Regions from separate parts of the Homo sapiens genome. Here region 2 is linked to region 1. Evidence: read pairs that join two places in POLR2A ChIA-PET (ENCODE). Cell type or tissue: OCI-LY7. All regions are shown on one strand. Links, peaks and the distances in the headings refer to the core of each region. The heading gives the core; the rest is flanking DNA. Region 1 overlaps CCDC88C (coiled-coil domain containing 88C). Region 2 overlaps RPS6KA5 (ribosomal protein S6 kinase A5).

Region 1 (5,000 bases), core at 1-5,000:
GCCAGACCAGTGGTTCTTAAACCATGGTGCCTACCCAGCCGCAAGACCATTATCTGGAATTTATAAAGATGCAAATTCTCAGCGAGCCCAACCTCAGACCCATTGATTCAGAAACTCAGGGGATGGGTTCTGTGGTCTGGCAAGGCCCCCAGACGATTCAAACGCACGCCTGAGTTTGAGAACCACAACATTAGACCGCTAACTTCTCGAGGGCAGGCCCTCCTTTGTTTTTCTCCAGCTTTGGCTTCTCCAGCTCCTTGCACAGAGTAAGTGCTTGGGAAAGAGAAATGTTTAAATGAAGGAAGGCCAGGGCCATGTTTTATATTTCTCTCGTGTCAACTGCAAGGCTGGGCACAGCACATGCAGGCAAAGAAAACCTGCTGATGAACTGGTTTGCTTTGCTTTCCAAGAGCAGGCACCATGCATACTGCTAAACATAAGACTGCAGGTGCTCAATAAATATCTACCAAACACACACTTTCTTTTCTGTGTCACTGTGCCCTAGTAATGCAGGTCACAGGGTTTACCAGAGAGCCAGACAAAGTCCAAATGTGTTTCTTTAAGGGGAATGAGATGGAAAGACTGAAAAAGGCTGAAGTTTTAAGAATCCTCAAAAGGGCTCAATTGCAGACAGTGAACTTCACTCACTCAGTAACCCAACAGCTCACGTGACAAAATTCAGAGCACTTTAAAGACGTATGTGCAGCTTCAAAAAAGCTAAACGAAGACCTACAGAGGTGGCAGGAGGTTGTCAACAGGCAGTGTTTAGGGTGAGGAGCTGCAGAGCTGGGGCCAAATCCAGCTAGCCGCCTGTTTTTGTATATCCTGTGAGAATAGTTGCTACATTTTTATTTTTATTTTATTTTTTCTTGAGACAGAGTCTCGCTCTGTCGCTCAAGATGGAGTGCAGTGGTGCAATGTCAGCTTACTGCAACCTCCGCCTCCCGGTTTCAAATGATTCTCCTGCCTCAGCCTCCCGAGTAGTTGGGGTTAAAGGCACCTGCCACAAGGCCCGGCTAATTTTTGTATTTTTTGTAGAGACAAGTGTCTCTACAACTCTGCTTATCTTTTGTAGAGACGGGTGTATTTTTTGTAGAGATGGTGGCCAGGCTGGTCTCAAACTCCTGGACTCAGGTGATCTGCCCACCTTGGCCTCCCAAAGGCTGGGATTACAGGCGTGAGCCACTGCATCTGGCCAGTTGCTACATTTTTAATTGGTCAAAAAGAAATTTTGTAAAAACGTATTTCACATCATGCGAAAATCATATGAAATTCAAATGTCAGTGTCCATAAGTAAAGCTTTATCGGATGTCAGCCATGTCCATCTATTGACATAGGATCAAGTGTCTGCTTTCTCGAATGTGGCAGAATTGAGTAGCTACAACAGAGACTGTGAGACCCAGAAAGCCTAAAATCATTCCTCTCTGGCCCTTTCAAGGTCCTTGAAAGTTTGCCAATCCCTGCTGGAGAAAATGCAGGGTAAGCGGGTACTCAGAGCTCTGCCGTGAAACCCAGCGTGAGATCCTAGCCCTGTAAGTCAGGTGCTGGCCACGCACCCTTGGTGCGGGCCACAAGCTCTGCCAGCTCACTTCCCAGACCCAGGGGAGAGCAGCCTCCAGGGTTGGGGCTGGCGGCTGGCTTGCGGTGACTTGTCAGCTAGTGCTCTAGTCAGCCTCTCATGTCCAAGCCAGTCCTGTGCCTAGGCCACGCCACCCCCACCCCATCCTTTCTGCAGCTATGATCTTGAGCCAGGAAGAGACAGAGAGGGAAGAGAGACGGGCCAAGTCCGTGTCCGGATCACTCACATGGGTGGGGGAGCTGCGGTTGCTCTCCTCCAGGAACTCCTCCAAGGTGACCATCTCACTGCTGGGGGAGGCCGAGCAGGGCCGCACTCCGACGTAGGGAGGGGCTGTGCCCCTCTTCTGGGCACCCTCCTGTGGGAGAGGCCCGTTCCGAGGCAAGGGGTACTCGTGGCGGCCGAGGGCGTTGCGTCCCGGTGTGCTGGCTTCCCGGGGCAAAGTGGCCAGGTCCCTGCTGGGGATCAGGTCTTCGCTGCTGAAGCTCTCAGACCGGCCATGGAGCTGCTCGGAGGAGCCTGGGTGTCAGGGCAGGAGACAGAGGACCCTCATCAGTCTTGGCAGCCCTCTGGTGGCTTCTAGAGGCTTCGTGCTGCCTTTGCCCACTTCAAACTATCAGAATAAAATCCCTTGCCCGAAAACCCAGGGCTTATTCCCACCAGGCTGAAAGTCTGGACTCCTTTTGAATTTCACTTTGGCTTTAAAAACAAAATACTTTGAGATAAAAGTGGAAAGCTTCTGCTGAAGTTTAAGTTATTACTGGCTGTAAGGCACTGCCCTTGTCAGCGCTCGCTCATGCACGTATTCAAAGCTTATTCAGCACCTGCTATGTGCTAGGGGCTAAATGTACAGGGAAGGTTCATGAAGAAAGACCACATTCTGTCCCTAACACAAACCATACATGTTCCGAGAATCAAAATCCTCCACATTTGTTCTGTGGCCACAGTAGAATGGAACTAGTGTTACTCTCCCCATTCTTCAGATGAAGTAAATGAGACTCGGGACCTGTGACATGCCTGCATTCTCAGTGCTGCTCGGGGGAGAAGGGAGCTGAACCCCAACCCATTCTAACTCCCAGCCTGTGCCTGAAACTGTACTGTGTGGCCTCTGAATGCGTCAGAATGCATTTGAAACCCCTAGTCATGTATTTTAAAAATTATAATAATATGACCCCAGAGCCAAACCACCAAATACACTTTTTTTTTTTTTTTTTTTTTTTTTTTCTGAGATAGGGTCTCACTTCTGTTTTTCAGGCTGGAATGCAGTAGCATGATCACAGCCCACTATAGCCTTGACCTCCCAGGCTTGAGCGAGCCTCCCACCTCAGCCTCCTGAGTAGCTGGGACCACAGGCATGCGCCACCACGCCTAGCTAATTTTTTATTTTTTTAGAGATGGGGTTTCGCCATGTTTCCCAGGCTGGTTTCTAACTCCTGGGCTCAAGCGATCCACCTGCTTGGCCCTCCCAAAGTGCTGATTATAGGCATGAGCCACTGTGCCTGGCCCAAATCAATTTTTAAAAGTACACAGAAGCACAAGACTTACCTTTTAGGTTAAGAGGTGAGCTGTTGCTGGATGTGTTTCTACTGCTCTCTAAGCTACTTGGCCGCGACACTGAAAGGAAATGGCAGTGTTAAAATTAAAAAGCCAATGACCAGGTATATCCCAGATGAGCCATCTAAGAAAAACGATGCAGCAAAACAATCCCATGCCAAAGCTAAGCCCAACGCCCTCAGGAAGGAGGAGCTCTGGGACTCCCTCTGCGCTCCAGTGAGGAAGCCTCACTTCACCAACGGAGTGCTGGGCACAGCACAAGCAGCCATCAACAGATGATACTCTGCTTATCTACATTTATGAGGCCTGGGGCTGCAGCTTCAAACAACTTCACAAAGGAAATCTCACACAGAACGCCAGTATAGAGGGCAGACAAAAAAAAGGCTGTGCTGGGTGAACCAGAGGTTGAGGTTGCGGGGGGCCCTCCTCTATTACTGCACAGAGCTTTCTGGAACACATGTGGACAGCCGAGGCCGAGGCCACGGGAAGAGAGATGAGGACCGTTCAGGGCCATGTGTGCGCACATGTAAGGGCACGCACCTGAAGGTGTCACGTCAGGGGACCCACAGGGAGCAGGTGCCAGGGGCCTGGGAAGGAAGGGGGCACTCCCTTCTCCTGGACATTTGCTATTCTTCAGCTTCTTTGTGTCATTTGCCTCAAATTTACATCTGCCCCAAAGGAAAAAAATCAAGGTTTATGGTGCTGAGGGCACCTGCCCACCTGGCCACAACAGGTGCTTGCCTGAGTGTGGCTCTGCCATGCCACCCCACTGCAGACTTTCAGGAAGGCTGGCACCATTCCCTACAGAGGGCAGGCCATCCCTTCCAGGGCCTGCACACCTCTCCTGGGCCACTCCTCCAGCGGCCCTATCTCGAGAGCAAACATGTCTACGCTGCTGTGCTATGAACCCCCGTGGCAGGGATGGCATTTCAGTTGTCCCTGCCACCCCCAGCACCCAGCAGGTGCTGAGCTGAGCCACCTCAGGAGCCTGCAGAAGAGACACCTGGGGTTCCTCTGCTCACTGTGCCACCAAGGCAAGTTCACTCAGGTTTCCTGGGTCCACAGGGCACCTGGTTCCAAGGGCTGAGGTGCTCTGCAAACAGCAGATGTCCAGAAAACACCTGCTAGCAAATATGTTTGAAACTGAGCCAAAAACATACTTGGTGATAGCGAATAGCCTAAAAACAGAATCGGTCCCCTCCCTGAGCAGTGAAAATGTGAAATAAACAAATGCACATCTCTCTTAAAAAAATAAGTAAATTTCAGTATAAGGAAACCGTGATAGCGATCAACGGCCCAAAAGCACCATTGTTTATTCAAGTACTGCAATGCAAATCCTTTTCCCTTCTTTTTCCTAAGAGAAGCTAGAGGAAACAGAACATTTATGAAAAAAGTTCCTATGGTTAGCTGACTGATCGCAAATCTGGCTGCTCAGGGAGATGCACCCAGCACACGAGGCAGATTTCTTCTGTTGGATTAGCCTCCACTCAGTGTAAAGATGTAAGACTCCCATTCATTCAATTGTTTCATTACAGTTCTTTACTCAAGTAGAAGACTGTAAGAATGTCATCAAGCTTTTTAGACCGTGGATAGGGGTAGGAGGTGATGCCAGCTCCTACACTTACCGAGCCTTTCACAAGTAAACTGAAATCGATGTAAACTTCAAGGGGTCTTTTTAGGATTATTTTCTCACCCTTGTAGGGTTGCTTTTCAAAAATTAAACCAAAGCAGCTTTTGATTTTTGAGAAGGCAGGTACTGTTTACTGTCTCCCTTCTGCAGAAATTTATAACATGCTCGAATCCAATGACAAGTGCTTCTAACAATTTCCAAGACTAAATACGCCTCAGAGCTACTATGGGCAACTGCAGC
Region 2 (10,115 bases), core at 2,878-7,877, 410 kb before region 1:
AAAAGCTGGGGAAGGAGTGGGAAAACAGAGGAGAGAGCTATCACATGGGCTTCCTAGAGAAAAATAAGCACTTTATGAAGCTTATAAGTTCCTTTATGTACACAGTAGACAAAGCCTTTTAAAGAGATTTGTCCATACGGGCACTGAAATAACATTTTTGTAAAGTAGCCTTCTCTATGTTGATTGCAGATGTTTCTATCTCAGAATTTAAGTCTACTTGCTTTCTCACACAGCATCATTATTTCCTTATTCCTAATAATTTTCATCACAAACATTTCCCAGCTCTGTCCCAATCAAGTTCTTATTTCTCTGAACGGAATTACAATTTATAAATGTAGGTCCACATGCAGATATCTTAATAAGTAGTGAAATACCAGTGTAGAAATACACAAATGAGTGTGGACACACCATAGAAAAGCAGAAAAATACGAGAAAAAGTGCATGTACGGAGTATGGGATGAACTGATGCAGTTAAGGAAGACAACTCACAAAGCAACTCACGGCTGGGCAAAGCTGGGAGGCTGAGGCGGGAGGATTGCTTGAAGCCAGGAGTTTGAGACTAGCCTGGGCACCATACTGATACCTTGTAGCTATTAAAAAAAAATTAGCTGGGCATGGTGGCTCATGCCTGTAGTCTACTTAGTCAGCTGCTTAGGAGGCTGAGGTACAAGGATTGCTTGAGCCCAGGAGGTGGAGGTTGCAGTGAGCTGTGATCACGCCACTGCACTCCGGCCAGGGTGACAGAGTGAGACCCTGTCTCACACAAAGGCAACTCATTTGAGCTGAGGCTTGGCTATACTTTTAATTGTCCACATAGAATAGAGGAAAAACAATGTTTTTCATCTTTTTTAATCTTCCATTTACCTTTTAGTAAGACAAATTCTTATCTTTATGTAAAACTGTGGAAGAGCAGTTACATAGATTGTTGCAGCTTAGATTATTTTCAAGAAGTTTAAATTCTACACATAAGGATACATACCATTTTTACCAGCTATACTTTAAAATGCCAGTCTTTAAAAATTCCTCTATGTGTATATGTGGTTTCTTCTTCTTTTCAAAAATTCATGCCTGTGAAGTTTTTAGGAATATTTTTCAAAACTTTAGTACTGAGGCATTAACTGTTTATGTGACACAGCACCTTTAAATTTCTGTTTTTATTCAGCCAAAGAATGAGAATTATTGTACATTGCTAGTATTTATAATTTCAGCAAATAGGATAGCAGTATAGTACCTAAAATAAACTATTAGGAATAACTGAATGCCTACCACAGCAACAGAGCTTTAATGAGGTTAATTGTCACATACATATCCATTCCAACATAGCAGTGCACATTTCACATGACCAGCCTCTTATGTAGTTAAAAATAAAACTGCAGTTTTAAAATGTCAAGTTCCTCAACCTTACTGGATTTTAAAACAAAGCAAACAAAAGAAACAAGGATTTTCTAATCTATCTATAAGCAGAAATGTCAGAAAATAAAGCTACAGTATTCCATAAAACTTAAAATTTCCTTTTCTAAGTCATGACATTTCTCTTTTGTTCTGTTTTCTTTTTCTTCTAATATTAAGAAAATTTAAAACGTAAATGAAAAAACTGCTTAATGTGGCAAGGAACAAGAATGAAACTAGATTTTTTTTTTTAGTAAAGGGGCAAATTGTATACCAACATATAAATTAAAAGTGTTATGCAATGAGAAACAATAATGGAAACAGCATAATACTACATACTATCCCAGTTTCCTGTGCTCTGAAGAACAGCTGCTATACTAAATACTAACTTGACTTATCTGAAGTATTCAATACTTTCTGATAACCCAAGCAGCATTATATTAATAGTTAGAATACTACTACAAAATGTCCTTCTACCTCTCCCACAAGAAATACACCAGGAAACTTAAGCCTGATGAATAACTACTAAGAATCTTGTCTTTTAATACAAGTCTCCTTCTAGACACAAAATCCTAGCTTTTTGTAATGTGGTTAAAAGGAGTAATGGAAAAGAAATGACTGCCAATAAACATTTCCTATTTTGCACTAGGGTGAAGAAACCAAGACACAAACATTTGGAAGCCACTTTAGTTTCTTATTCCTTTTCACCCTAATAGTAGGAAAATATTAGGCACCTACTTAATTCACAAATTCATGAAACAGGGTGGACAACAGCCTTGTGTAGGGGAAGCATTTGGAATGGTAATCAACTACTTAATTACATAACAGGGAGCTGGGCATACAAAGAAAAGGGCTCAGAAGAAATATCTTGAAAAGTAAGCAATATAGAAGGTGAGGACAGAAGTGAGGCTAATCAAATGTTCTTAGCAAGATGTTGCCCCCCTGAAAATATGCTCCCCCAATAAAACACGTAAATAACTACTCTTAAGGAAAATATTTTCTCTAAAGAATGTCACAATTTGGAGTGAAGTTACTTAACAAAACAGGGAATAAAACCTTTAATGTTGGCTGTAGCAGTTATTTTCTTTGGGTAGATTATACTTAAAATATTTCCTTCATACATACTTCTGTTAAAATTTTTTTTTCCCATTCTTGAGTTTTACAATGTCTCCTATCCAAACTTCAAATTTCATTAGAGCCGGCTACATTTGTTTTAGTGCCAGATACAGGTATCAAGTGATGACAGACACTTACGTGAGGTATACAATCAATTAAAGACTGGAAATTGGGGTATTATCATGTAAGACATTTGAGAGGCCAAAAGTCATATAATTTTAAGATACTTCATGATGTTACAGTAATAATTCATCTATATAACAATTATTTTGACATAAGTGGCATATCAGAATTTAACTTATTTACTTAGATCTTAAGGAATATTAGATGTATTCTCACATGAACACTCAAATCATGCTATTATTATCAGTCACTGGGAGAACAGCCAAAGTAATCAGGCAGTCTAAGGCACATATAGACCCAATAATTTAGAAATTTTCACCATTATGAGGTACCCTGTTTTTAATAAATATGACAATAACAGGCGCTTGAAATGGGGGCAAGGTGAATAAGTATCCAGTCAATTGTATACTTTTATAAAGTAGTGTATTTGAGAACATAAACTGAGATACAAAAGGAATTTCCTTACTTTAAAAAAAGTGACTTCTATCTTAGTAGATTTCTTTAAAATAACTTACCTTATATTTAAAAGTTAGTCATTTACATACTTAAGAAATCAACAGTAATCTAAAAAAATTAAAAGGCAGTTTTCTTGGGTAATGAACCTGTGACTCCAAGACAGACAACAATGTGGAAATTAACTCAGGAGACTGACTTTCTATTCTAGTAATTCAGTGGTTTCTTACTTTATAAAGGTTTGGAAGAATTAATGAATTTCTTTTTTTCTTAAGACAGGGTCTCGCTCTGTTGCCCAGGCTGGAGTGCAGTGGTGTGATCACAGCTCACTGCAGCCTCGAACTCCTGGGCTCAAGCGATCCTCCACATGTTGGCCTCCCATGAGCCACCATGCTCAGCTAATTTTTATTTTTATTTTTGGAGAGACAGTGTCTCACTATGTTGCCCAGGTTGGTCTCTAACTCCTGGTTTCAAGTGATTCTCCAGTCTTATACTCCCAAAGCACAAGGATTACAGGCCTGAGCCACCACACTCAGCCAATCAATTTCAAAATGCTAATTAACCTCTTTCAGACACACGATCTGGCAGAGTAATTAGAAGAAACTGGTCTTTCTTAACATCTTTCCTCTATTATCTTCCTTTTCTTATTCTTGCCTCTCAATTTGTCATATACAGTTACAAAATATATGAATCAGGATTTATGTTGGCATGAAAATTATATGCAATACAATCAGTAAGTGAAGAAGGGAGGGGGTGGTGTGGCTCTAGTCCCAAAGTTAATGTCATAAGGAGAAATAATGTAAGTATTTGTATTTCTTAGATCTTCTTCTATTTTACTCTTAATACCAAAAAAAGAGTCCTATCATTTAACTTTTTATATATTTTGTAGTGTTTATTTTTGATGTGACCAAATGAAAGCTTTCTGAATTTTAAAGTGCAATTCACTGTATGTTAATACACAGCCTGCATAGGACCTAACTGCTTCAAACTTGGCATCAAATGCTGTCTTTTTGGTACTTATAAGTAGGGTGTAGATAAAGATATTTGACAAGAGTGCAACAGTGTTTGTTAAGGTCTTTTCAAAAGCCCATTTGAGATTATTCAGGCAGGCTCATCAGTTGACAGCTAGCCTATCTTTCCTTCTTCCTGTTAGTCTGACTGCCTTTTTACCCATTTCATCGCCTGTCGAATCCTCCTCAAGAAGAGGCAAGGGAAATAAATGAAAATGAAACCCATTAATTTCCAATATTCACAATGAAATCAATCACATCATCAATCTGTATACTGTCTGACCATTTTTCTGGATCATTTTCTATTAGCAACATAGTCCCTTTAGTTTGTACTTTATAACTAGTATTTTCTACCAGGATGCACAGTTTAAAAAATGGCTTGAAGAGCCAAATATGTTCCCAATATGTCCAATATAATTATAAATATGGTCATTTTCTTGATTACTAGAGATCTGTGCCTGATGGAATCACATTTTGTGAATTAGCAATAGTTTGGTAATAATTCACACAAAATTTCCCATAATTACTAGGAATAACTGAAAGCTGGGAGTAGAAAACTTTCATTAACTCAATATTATGTAGCCATTTGGGCCAGCAAAAAGTGTAAAATATTATTCCCAATAACCACTGTGGACAAAATGTGAACAGGATAATATAATATTTTGAAAATATTTTAATATTTGCCATTTTTTGCCTGTGCTATTAATATATACATTGATTTAGTAATAAATATACTACTATTACATAGAGTGCAATATTTTTAGTATTCATAACTGGTTGAAATTAATGCTGCTATAACCTCAAGAAAGGAATAAATAAATATCATGTCCAAATTCCAAACTAATGCTCAAAAGGTTATCATTAACAAAAACTATAAAATAAACATGTTGGGCATTATCTCTTTAAGCATGATTCCTGTAAACAAAGCAAAAAAATCACTTTTCTCAGTCCTGACATTTCACATGATGGCTTTAAAAGAAAATATAACACACAAACCCTATCACTTCTTTTTTTTTTTTTTTTTTTTTTGCATAGGGAACGAATTAATTGTATTTTTAAATGCAGCAATCTTTTAATGAAATGTTTTCATCACATAGTACTTGTTTTCTGTATGAATTCAGAACTTTTGAGCAATAAAAGTGCTCTGCATAAGTTTATAAAATATGCTTTCTGGATTTAAAATTTAACAGAAAAATTTCCAAACAAGTCATAGGTATGATTCTAAAATATTATGTACATAATATATGACTACAGGAGGAAATTCCTCACTGTAGTACAACACAGTGTACAAATATGAAGCACAGTGTTTAGTTTAATTTCCCTTTAGGTTTTCCTCACATTGGTGCATAAGTGGCTGACTACATGACACAACATGCCCCATTCTACTTGTTGCATACAAAGTAGAAGAGGAATGTGAGGACAAATTTAAAGTAGAAAATGAAAATAAATGGCAAAAATACAGTGCAAATGCTTTAAACAGTGCACTTTATAAAATAGTTTGCTTTATTCATACTTTTTTATAAAGTGCAATATTACTTAAAACAGAGAGACATGTACCTTAATATTCTGCAATAACCATTAAAACAAATTGCCAGGAAAGAGCAGTGCAAAATTAAAAACATACACATAGCTTAGCATGCATCTCAGATGGATCCCGAATACAGAGTATGGGACCTTGAGTTCTTATATCTTTTTTTTTTTTTTTCACTTTTTAGAAAAAGTTTAATAATAGCAGGTTATCATCATATGTAACCATAAAATAAAAACAATAAGTTAAAATCTTCTCTCAAGAAATAAGTATATGCCACACATAAAATTCATTACAGAATCTTTTTTGAAAACAGACCCCTTTCTCTGATAAATCATTGTTTGAAGGGTGCAAATTTCAAAAACCCACATTGTCCACAAGGCAAAGCAAAAGGTATCATCACAGTATGAGTCATTTCTTGTTGGCAGACATCTGGAAAACCTGTGACTTACAAGCAGCTCAAATCTAGCCCTAATTAAATTTACAGGAACCTTTGCTCTTTCAAGAATAGTCTTGTTGGCATCATGCTAGGTTGCTAAAAAGAGTAATATGTGCTCTATTCACAGTAACATTCTCTGTCCAGTGCTTTTGAATGAGGATAACCAAACAGGTTTTCCTGAAAAAAATCATTAGGAGGCAGATTCCAATGAGACCAACGGGAAACATTTTTAAAAGCATAAAAGATCGCCTCAGGCATATGCTGAGGGAATAAAGGTGCAATGGATCACTGATACACTCCTACCATGCCTAAGCTACTGAGTCCGAGAACTGGAAGAGGGTCTCCGGGTTATTGCTGTCGGCAGGATTGCTGGGCTGCAGTGTCTTGGTGGGTGTAGTTTTACCGTGAGAATGAGAGGAAGAAGAATGGGAACTCTCACTGGAACTGCTGCGCGTCTCGGTACTGGTGCTAGTCTTTTTCATTTTTCTTCTCTTAGCCAAAGGGGCCTTATCAACATTCTGAAGGCAAAACCCCTCTCTCTTGTATTTGTTAAAGGCCTGGCGGGGGAAAAAAAGGGAACCCCTGTGAAGGTAAAAGTACTGAAGCTTTCCTAGCAGTTATGACTTACAGCAGAAGACAACTTTCCATTGGCAACTGCAGCCCCAAGTTGTTTTAAGGGAACAAAGCTCTTAAAACCTTTATATCTAAGTCTATTGGCAGGGTGGAGAAGTTCATGGGAAAAAAATTCTGAGGGCTCTGTTTATATCAAACTAGCTAGGCGGTCTGAGAGTCACAATTCTAATAAATCTTTTGAAGAAGTTAGTACTACATCCTAATACGAAACAATTGACTGGAAATTCCTGAAGACCATCAGTAATCTAAACTATCCCCATTGCTTTTACTGGTTCTGTGTCTAAGATTTAAAATTCTGAACACAAAGTCCCAATGCAAGCAGACTTGACGCATTCTGAGTCTTTGCTCTTCAGTCCCATTCAATGTCATTTGGATATATACTGGACACTTACACGCATGGAGAAGCACAGCTCTACAGCTTTGCCCTGGCTTCCTCCTCCTGCAGCCTGTCTTCACTCTCCTTAGCCTAGGCTTGGATAATGCTGCAGTTACACCTTGTAGTTGTCACCTTGCAACCTATGTCACTGAGAAGATTTGGATCATCTGATAGAAATTCTTGCAGTTAATCTCTTTACCATCTCAACATTTCCTAGTTTATTACTTTTTAAATCCATTTCTGCTGCTGAAGAAGCACTATCCCTATACCTTCTCCTTTCTCAAAATAATCCCTTTGAAGGTGACTTTCTGTTTCCCTAACTCATCTTATACTATACTTCACATGAATTATCTTAATATATTTGCATCTGCTTGGCACAAATGTGCATAATCCACAGTTTCTACCAAATAGTCTCAGTCTTTCAAACATACAATCTATACTTAATACCAATGAACTTACTTCATATCCCTCCCAGTTTTAAGAATGTGTGATGTACTAAATGGTTGTAAAATGAATGGACTTTCAAATATGCCTTAGTTCCTAATGTTTATTATGGTTTTTAAAGAAATTTAGTCAGTCTATTTGAGAGGAAAAAGTTCTATTATCTCATCTCATAAGGTCATTCTAAAAATTAAATATGTATTTTGTGGGTTAGCAGTGACTCTGGTCCCCTGTGCACTTATTGTTATAAAGTGTTTATAACCATGAAGCAATTTATAAAAACATACCTAAAAGTAAAAGGACACATATTATTTTAAATGTGAAACAAAGAAAACGTATCTGAGGCTACAGAGTAAGAACATTTGATTATGATTCCTACTCAAACCGCCCAACATGTACAGAGCACAGGGCCTTACGTGGAAGGTTGCTTTCACACAGGTATGCACGGCAGCTCCGGAAGATCCTAGAATATCCGGAGTCATCAGAGGATTGGAGGACAGCTGACTTCCATCTTGTAGCCATTCATTGTACCTCAAGCCAGACATTTTAAGCCTTTTGTTTGGATCTACTGTGAGAAGTCCTTTGGGAATAGATATTTTTATTTTATGATTTGTCATTTTAAACATGGTTTAAAAACAAACTCAGAAATAAATCTCAGCTATGTTCACATGACATAATGGTTTCTATATAGCTTTAACCTCCTACAAAGATAATTAGATTTTCCTATTCATTTAAATTCTTTTGTGAATGCTGGAGTCTAATGATAAAGTCACAGTAGCCTATTTCTAGGAAGCTCCAGGCGAAGTGGCTTTTCAATCAGGAGAAAATAAACATCCAAAACAAAGATTCCCACTGGTGACTTCGTAAGCTCCAAATGAGCAAAAAGCACACAGATCTACTTCATCCATATACCAAACATTTACTGGCCATCTTCTATAGGTCAGGGAGTGCAGTAAGGCACTAGAGATATGGAGATGGAGATGCAGAGAGGAGCTATTAATATCAGAAGACACACAGGCAAAACCCCAGCTATTATAACATCAGGGATAAGTGCGATAGCAAGATACACAGGCACAGTGTGTTAGCAGGCCTGAGGGAGAGTGTAGCCTAGGGAGTGAGGGCATCCTGGAAGGCTTCTAGGAGATGAATCCTGTAGGATAAGGAGAAGTGGCTATGGAAGAGGATTAAGAGCATGTAAAGACACGGAGGGATCTGAAAGCTCAGCATATCTGAGGAATTCAAATATCCTGCAACGGCAGAGCTGGGGTGAGGAGGAAACAAAGGCAGACAGGACCAGGTCATGAGGGGCTTTGAATGTTAAATGCTAGGCTAAGGAGTCTGACCTGAAGCAAACAGAGAGTCTCCAAAGGATTTTTGGCAGAAAAGAGGCATAATCACATAGGGATTCTAGAAAAGTCCCTCTATTGACAGATGATGAACAGCTTAAGTCAGAGGAAGTGAGGCAAGGTGAAAGGATGCTGCAGGATTTGGGGAGAGAAATGGTGATGAGAACAAAGGCAACGGCAGGTGAATGGGAAGGAAGGGACCGGACTGCTAGGAGCGCTGCTGAATGTGTAGAACTCTGTGACTGGCTGCAGAAGGCAGGCAGGTGCAGGTATCCAGGAGGACGCCTAGGTTTCTGTTTTGGTGATCTGGCTTCTTAGCAGTGCCACTGTTGACAGGAGGAAAGACAGGAGGAGGAGCGTGTTTGGGGGGAAGGACAGTCAAAAAGTATTGGTTTGTTTTAGATGTGCTTGACTGAGATGCCAGTGGAAGTCAAGTGCTAGCTCATGTTAGAAATGTGGATACCATTACTAAAGAGAATGTTCTGATAAGAAAACAAGGCTGAAGAGAGTAGCCTGGAAGCCTTTTAGAATACACATGGATTCCTCGAGTAATTAACATATGAATGTATGTGTAATGGCCATGATTCTACTTCAATCACTACACATCATATAAAATGTAAAATTTCATTAGATTCTTACCTTGGATCAAATCTTTAGCCTCTTGGGATACATTCTTCCAGGCTTCTCCTTCAAAGGAGAAATCTCCCTTTTTAATTTTCTTCATGATTTCCACCGCGCTGGTACACGTCAAACTTCGGTCATGAGATTGGAAGGGAACCTGTCCTGACAACATTGTGTACTATCAGGGAAAAAGTAACAAAACAGAATGACTACCCAGATCTGTTAAAGCCACTCTAATAATCCTAATAGTAACGTAACTGGTGTAATTTACCAATTGCTACAACTAGCATGATTGAGTTTAAAAGATTACGTGATTCCTCAGGGATCTAGAACTAGAAATACCATTTGACCCAGCCATCCCATCACTGGGTATATACCCAAAGGATTATAAATCATGCTGCTATAAAGACACATGCACACGTATGTTTATTGCGGCACTATTCACAATAGCAAAGACTTGGAACCAACCCAAATGTCCAACAACGATAGACTGGATTAAGAAAATGTGGCATATATACACCATGGAATACTATGCAGCCATAAAAAATGATGAGTTCATGTCCTTTGTAGGGACATGGATGAAGCTGGAAACCATCATTCTCAGCAAACTATCGCAAGGACAAAAAACCAAACACCACAT

What was found. ChIA-PET counts read pairs that join two places held together with the same protein. Peaks named below come from ENCODE experiments on the same cell type or tissue, not always from the same donor. Only the 100,000 strongest peaks of a DNase experiment are listed, where the experiment ranks them.
Region 2: POLR2A ChIA-PET joins it to region 1 with 10 read pairs; 2 of 35 experiments call an interaction of 5 or more read pairs at or near these places.

What each region holds. Positions count from the first base shown.
Region 1 is chr14:91,276,117-91,281,116 of GRCh38, forward strand. It overlaps CCDC88C (coiled-coil domain containing 88C), which reads right to left. Exons shown (of 30, transcript NM_001080414.4): 28 at 3,122-3,190; 29 at 1,806-2,095. Among named protein-coding and RNA genes, the nearest start is that of GPR68, 34 kb to the left of the region's middle. In OCI-LY7, for the core only: no CTCF peak of the experiment used is centred there; DNase peaks (open chromatin) are centred at 2,385 and 4,205; H3K4me3 peaks cover 641 bases; H3K27ac peaks cover 3,274 bases.
Region 2 is chr14:90,865,708-90,875,822 of GRCh38, forward strand. It overlaps RPS6KA5 (ribosomal protein S6 kinase A5), which reads right to left. Exons shown (of 17, transcript NM_004755.4): 15 at 9,494-9,653; 16 at 7,925-8,088; 17 at 1-6,615. The coding sequence ends at 6,367. Among named protein-coding and RNA genes, the nearest start is that of LINC02321, 43 kb to the left of the region's middle. In OCI-LY7, for the core only: no CTCF peak of the experiment used is centred there; no DNase peak of the experiment used is centred there.